2 separate regions of the Homo sapiens genome follow, and region 2 is linked to region 1. A link is a loop called in an ENCODE intact Hi-C map of the cell type or tissue named here. Cell type or tissue: ascending aorta. All regions are shown on one strand. Links, peaks and the distances in the headings refer to the core of each region. The heading gives the core; the rest is flanking DNA.

Region 1 (2,813 bases), core at 225-2,724:
AGGTGAGATTCCTACTTATGTAGAATGATGGCAAATACAAGCTGAGACTCTAGTTCCTGACTCTTAATAGGGAGCTCTTTGTTCCAAAGGAAACTTCTTCTGCAGTGTCCCTAAAAACCACAGTGCCAGCGCCCCATCCTTCTGCAATTCCCACTGTGCCCTGACCATTGCCTATGCTTCACAAAGCTTTGTCTAGGAGCCTGAGGCTTTGGTCCTTTAGGAACCTCAGTAGATAAGCTGGAGTTTCCCAGTAGGTTTCCAAAGTGGTACTCAAATTTCTGATTTATTCTTCATTCATTTTAACATAGAAAGATGTCCTTTTCCTTCCCCCCTGACTAAGGTACCAAGAACTTGCTCAGGTTCACCATGGGAGGGTGGAAAAGCCCTCAGGACTGTGCAGCCAGTGGGAACATACACCATCGTCCTTCTGCAAAGCACCTCTCCCTTCCCCATCCTCCAAAACGCATTGGCCCAAACCACCACCTCCAGCCTTGATGTTGAAAATCCAACCCCCATGTTGGGCTATACATGTGTCAACCCTCACTGATGCTTTTAATTTCATCTCCTTCTGTTTTTTATGCATCATGTACTAACCTTCTTTCTGGACATTGTGTAAGCTTATGCCTCTGTGTCTTGGCACCACTTCTCCTCTGTGCCCGGAATGGCCTTCTTTGCCTCTCAGGTTTTCAAAACTTTACTTGATGACCCCTCAGGCCATTAACTGGTGTATCCTCTGGGCTGTTAGAGCACTGTATGTTAGTCTTGGCACCTTGTATCTCATTCATGTGTCAGTCATCTTCCAGATTCCCTTAAGGTCAGAAACTTGTGTCTCATCAATCTCTATGCCCAGCCCCTGGCACAGCAGCCATGCCATCCCCAGCACACACCAGGAGGCTCCCACATGTTGTAGGTGTGAAGATGAGCTTTGAGGTCTAACTGAGTAGAAGTCCCAACTCTGCCACTTACTTGCTGTGGGACTGGGGCAAGTTAATACTCCGTGCAATGAGGATTGCCTCCACTTCATTGGTTTGCTGTGATGATGAAATCAGATTGTTCCTGTAAAATGCTTTGTGCATGTATTATGTACTCAGTCAAATTTACCTATAATTATTAAATGAAAGGAATGTAGTGCACAATTTCAGATTTTTTTTCTGCCCACATTTTCTCTTATCTTTTCTAAAATTCCTAAACTAGGTAGCAAGAGCTGCAAGAACTTTCAGAGCTTGGAGACAGGCCCTAAAATCACAAGAATAAACCAACCTTCATGTGCTCCAAAATATGCCTCCTGGGTTGGAAGCAATGACAGGTTTCTGCAGAAGCTGGCTTTCCCATCGCCTGTCTCTAGACTGCTAAAGGGGGCTATCATTTGGAAAGTCCTCTAAAGATGGAAGTCTCCATTCCATTGGCGAGCGCATATCAACCCTGGAATGTTCTTTTTCCTGACTCATTTCCATCCATCACAACGAGTGTAGTTTTAGGCCCTCTGCCCTTATTCTGTCACCACAGACTTGTATCCCATAGAAAACTATTTCAAAGCCTGGAGCGTCTTCTCTGGTTCTCCTGATTAGGGTTTTTTTGTTGTTGTTTTTTTGTTTTTTTTGTGTGTGTTTTTTTTTTTTTTTTGGAGGGAAGGGGATGAGTTTCCATCAAAGGCTAGAAGGCAGAGCTGAATCTTGGACATGGTCCTTGGGTGACACCTGATGGTTAAATGCCATATCGCAACCATTTTTTTCTTCTGCCCAACAGTACACAAACTAGCAGAAAAGAGTCACCATTCAACAGATATTTTTGACTTGTTTCCATGAATAAAGGTAACTGACCAGCCAGGGGATCAGACCTCTGAGTTGATAAATATGCATCAGCTAGCTGAGCTCAGAAAATCCAGGTGACAAAGGAGGGGTCCTGGGGAGGAATGCGTTCGGGGTGAATCACCCACCTCCCAGGCCCGAAGGAAAGGGCTACTGTTCTCTGTACATGCATTTTTTATTACAACTTCACGGTATCACAAAACCATTGTTATCAGCAAGGCCCCACTAACCATGACAATGACCCCAGTACCACTTTTCCTTTGTCTTACCCTTTACTTTTACGAAGTACCTCTGTTATTTGAGCCTGACCCTAAAATCCTGTAAGGTGGGCAATGACAAGATTATTGTCTCAGCTGTTTGGTAGGGGAACTGAAATGTCTGGTCCAAAGCCAGATTGCTTTGCAATGCTGCTTCTGGGACTAGAGTGCAGAGGCCTTCCCTTCTGTGGTCCCAGTTTTGCTATTTTCAAGCTGCAATGATTTCTTCCCTCATGCCCTTTTACTCCAACCTCACTTCCCTCATGGTTCAAGTCCTCCCATCTCTACTGCAATGACTGCAATGATCCCTGGTCCCTGCTCTCTAGTCTCTTCCCCTTTCACGCCCTTCCATGGTGGAGTCAGTTGTATGTTTAAGACAAAGATCCAATCACACCTGATTTAAAACAAAAACCAAAATAAAACTGCCATGGTTTTCACTGCAGCCAGCACAAAGCTTAACCGTCTTGGCCTCCTGCACAACATCCTTGACTCCTGACTGCATCGACAGCCTCATCCCCAGCTCCTCTCCTCCCTGCCACCTGTGTCCCACCACACACACCAAATTTGAGCTCCAGCCACACATGGTTGCTGATCTCCATTCCCCATAGTCTTCCACCGCCCACCGCATTAATTTCCTCTCACAACATGCTTTCTTCTCACTTCTGTAGGCTGGCCATTCTGCTGTCTCCTCCAGATCCATTCTCCTCATTTCTCTTCCTTGCTTATTGTCCCAGAGACCATCACTCAG
Region 2 (2,813 bases), core at 52-2,551, 230 kb before region 1:
TTCTTTTTTGGTCCTGCTTACCTTGTGCCAGCCGGTGCCAGCTCAGGGGGCTCTGTGAGGCCACCTCGCCTGCTGGTGACAGAGTCCTCACTGCTTTTAATTTCCAAGTACTGCTTCATCTCTTGGAGATGCTTCAGTGACTCCATTCCAAGGCGGGTTTAGATGACGAAGTGGATGACGATGGGGGGAGTAGGGGAATCTCCTTAGAGACAAACCTGGGAGAAGGCATTTCTCATTCCAGTCAATACATAAATGTTATTGATTGGAATCATATTGGGTACATATTGCTTGGAACAAGGAAGAAGTATCTTTCCACTTCCTTTTGTTTAGCTCTTTAATGGGAAAAGTCTCTGTTTTTTTTTTTTTTTTCAGTTTCCCTCTTGTCGCCCAGGCTGGAGTGCAATGGCGTGATCTTGGCTCACTGCAACCTCCGCCTCCCGGGTTCAAGCGAATCTCCAGCCTCCTGAGTAGCTGGGATTACAGGCATGTGCCACCACGCCCGGCTAATTTTATATTTTTAGTAGAGATGGGGTTTCTCCATGTTGGTCAGGCTGGTCTCAAACTCTTGACCTCAGGTGATCTGCCTGCCTCGGCCTCCCAAAGTGCTGGGATAACAGGTGTGAGCCACTGTGCCCAGCTGTTTCTGGTTATTAATAGGAACAAAATACCAGGGCATGCTTTGTCTAGGTCAGTCCTCATTCTTCATTGTGGATCAGAATCAGCTGGAGAACTTGTCAAAATGCAGATTCCTGGGCTCTGAACCCCCGAGTTATGGACTCAGTAGGCGTAAGAGGCCTGAGAATTTGCATTTCTATCCAGCTCCCAGGTGATGCTGATGCATAGGTCAAGGACCACACTTTGAGAAGCACCGGCGGGGAACACAGTGTTACCAGGTCTTGGTCTCCATCCAATGCAGTAAACACTATGCGATAACAACCTGGGGGCTTTTGAGCTTACAGGAACAGTCAATGCAATAGAAGCACGCGCTGCTAGGTCTCCAAGGAAACAGGGACAGTCTCTTCTCCCGCTGTTAGTTAATGAGAGTGTGGTTGTAACTAAACTACTGGCTAATTACCACGATCGTGGGAAGTGTCCCAGGTCGGCGCTATGAGCTTCTGCCACTAGGGGGAACCAGGGCTATTTCTCTGCAGGCTCCAGGCTGTGAGAAGAGGAAAAGTACTGAAGAGAGCGAGCAAAGCCTTTCAGAAAATACTGCAACACTGCGTGCCCGAGGCCCCCGCACATCGCTGCAATCTTGATGTGCACAGACACCGTCGAGAACCAAGGCTTGGCAGGGAGGGGGGATGGTTGATTTTCTAAGTTGTTTGGTTTTCCTCCCTTTCCTTAAAGTACATCCACATTAAGCCGTTTATGCCGCGGGTGACCTGTAGTATGAGAAGAAACACAGGTCGCTCTCCTGGCTTTGCAGATAGAGTAAGCTCAGGAGAGAGGGAAAGGAGCTGGGCAAAATGCCAGCAAGGGAGGGCTGGGCTGGCGGGACCCAGATGTTCCCTGCCCAGGAGCGTCGTGGAGAGAAGGGGAGGCATGCCTGGGGTTTGGACTGGCCAGCTTGCAGGTGGCTGTCAACCCTGAATGTTGTGGCATAGGTCAGGATGAGGTCCCTTGGGGTGGGGGAGGCAGAGTAATTCCTAAGGGAGAAAAAGACAGGAAAGCAGGTTTTGGGGCTAAGAAGACAAAAATGACTGAGAGGTTATTTTACCTGCCTTGAACTTGCAAACAAGTATGGGTCATGACCTCTTGTGAGTGCTGCCGCATGCCCTGTCAGCTGCTGTCTTCTGGGGACACGCATATTCTGACCGCCACAGAGGGCAGCATAACAGCCACAGTGCCTGCTGAGCAGGAACGTGCCGCCTAACCGGTCCGTGGCGTCCCTGCCTCTTTCTCCCTCATTAAGCCTCTTTCCCAGGACCACAGCTTTGGAAACAGCTTAATCTCTAACAAGTGATCCCGCAGGGACTTGCATTTCAGTCCCTAAAAACCACTCTGTTCCCTTTCTCGGCATGACAGTGGCCTTCTAATGGTTTCGGAGATAAGATATGAGCCCAGGTGATGTTGGGACGTGCAGAATCCATGGTGGGCTGCATAGGTATTAATTCGAGGAACAAATTTCCATAACGTGTGTGTTTGTGGGCATGAGGGTGTACACCTCAATGGCAAATTATCATAACAAAACATTAGCTATAAACATTTAGTTTGAGGACTTGGCGTATAGTTCCAAAAAATGATCTCATTAGCTTACTAACATTCACTTGTCCCTGTGACCAACACATGCAACTCACTGTTCGGAGGGAGCCCCCATCACAGCTAAACAGAGGGACCAGGAGTCTTCCTTCTTAAGCTGCAGCCTGACTTTTCTCCAGCTTACTGTGATAGTTTTCTGGCATGAGCAAAATAAGCAGACCCTGTCTCTCATAATTGAAAAGCGTGTGTGTGTGTGTGTGTGTGTGTGTGTGTGTGTGTGTGTGTGTGTATGTATGCATCCTTTTCATATTCCTTAAAACATTTTTAGCAGGTAAAATCATGTCTCTATGCTATTCTCTCACTGCCAGCCACAGAAAGGATCTTACACAAAGAAGTCCATGGGGCTCCCCTTCTCCTGCACTCAAGTCCTGGATAGGAGTTCTGACTTTTCTGAGTGACAGTTCCCAAAAGGGTTCCTTTTCACCTTTGTTGAATGCAGAAGCAGTGGCTCTTCAAGAGAGAGCATCTCCCTCACCCCTTAGTCATTCCGAGCTATTTGGCTCACAGGTACTTTCAGCATCAGATCTGGTCCTGACTCCAGCTTCCACTGA

The links. Peaks named below come from ENCODE experiments on the same cell type or tissue, not always from the same donor. Only the 100,000 strongest peaks of a DNase experiment are listed, where the experiment ranks them.
Region 2: a loop joins it to region 1, with 7 times the contacts of the local background. A loop is called at or near these places in 87 of 110 quality-filtered maps.

What each region holds. Positions count from the first base shown.
Region 1 is chr12:5,082,736-5,085,548 of GRCh38, forward strand. No RefSeq gene overlaps it. Among named protein-coding and RNA genes, the nearest start is that of KCNA5, 40 kb to the left of the region's middle. In ascending aorta, for the core only: CTCF peaks have their summits at 1,699 (motif pointing left) and 1,899; a DNase peak (open chromatin) is centred at 1,436; H3K27ac peaks cover 1,956 bases.
Region 2 is chr12:4,856,771-4,859,583 of GRCh38, forward strand. No RefSeq gene overlaps it. Among named protein-coding and RNA genes, the nearest start is that of KCNA6-AS1, 27 kb to the left of the region's middle. RefSeq lists enhancers at 781-1,424, 953-1,247. In ascending aorta, for the core only: CTCF peaks have their summits at 1,107 (motif pointing right) and 1,917; a DNase peak (open chromatin) is centred at 1,131; H3K4me3 peaks cover 665 bases.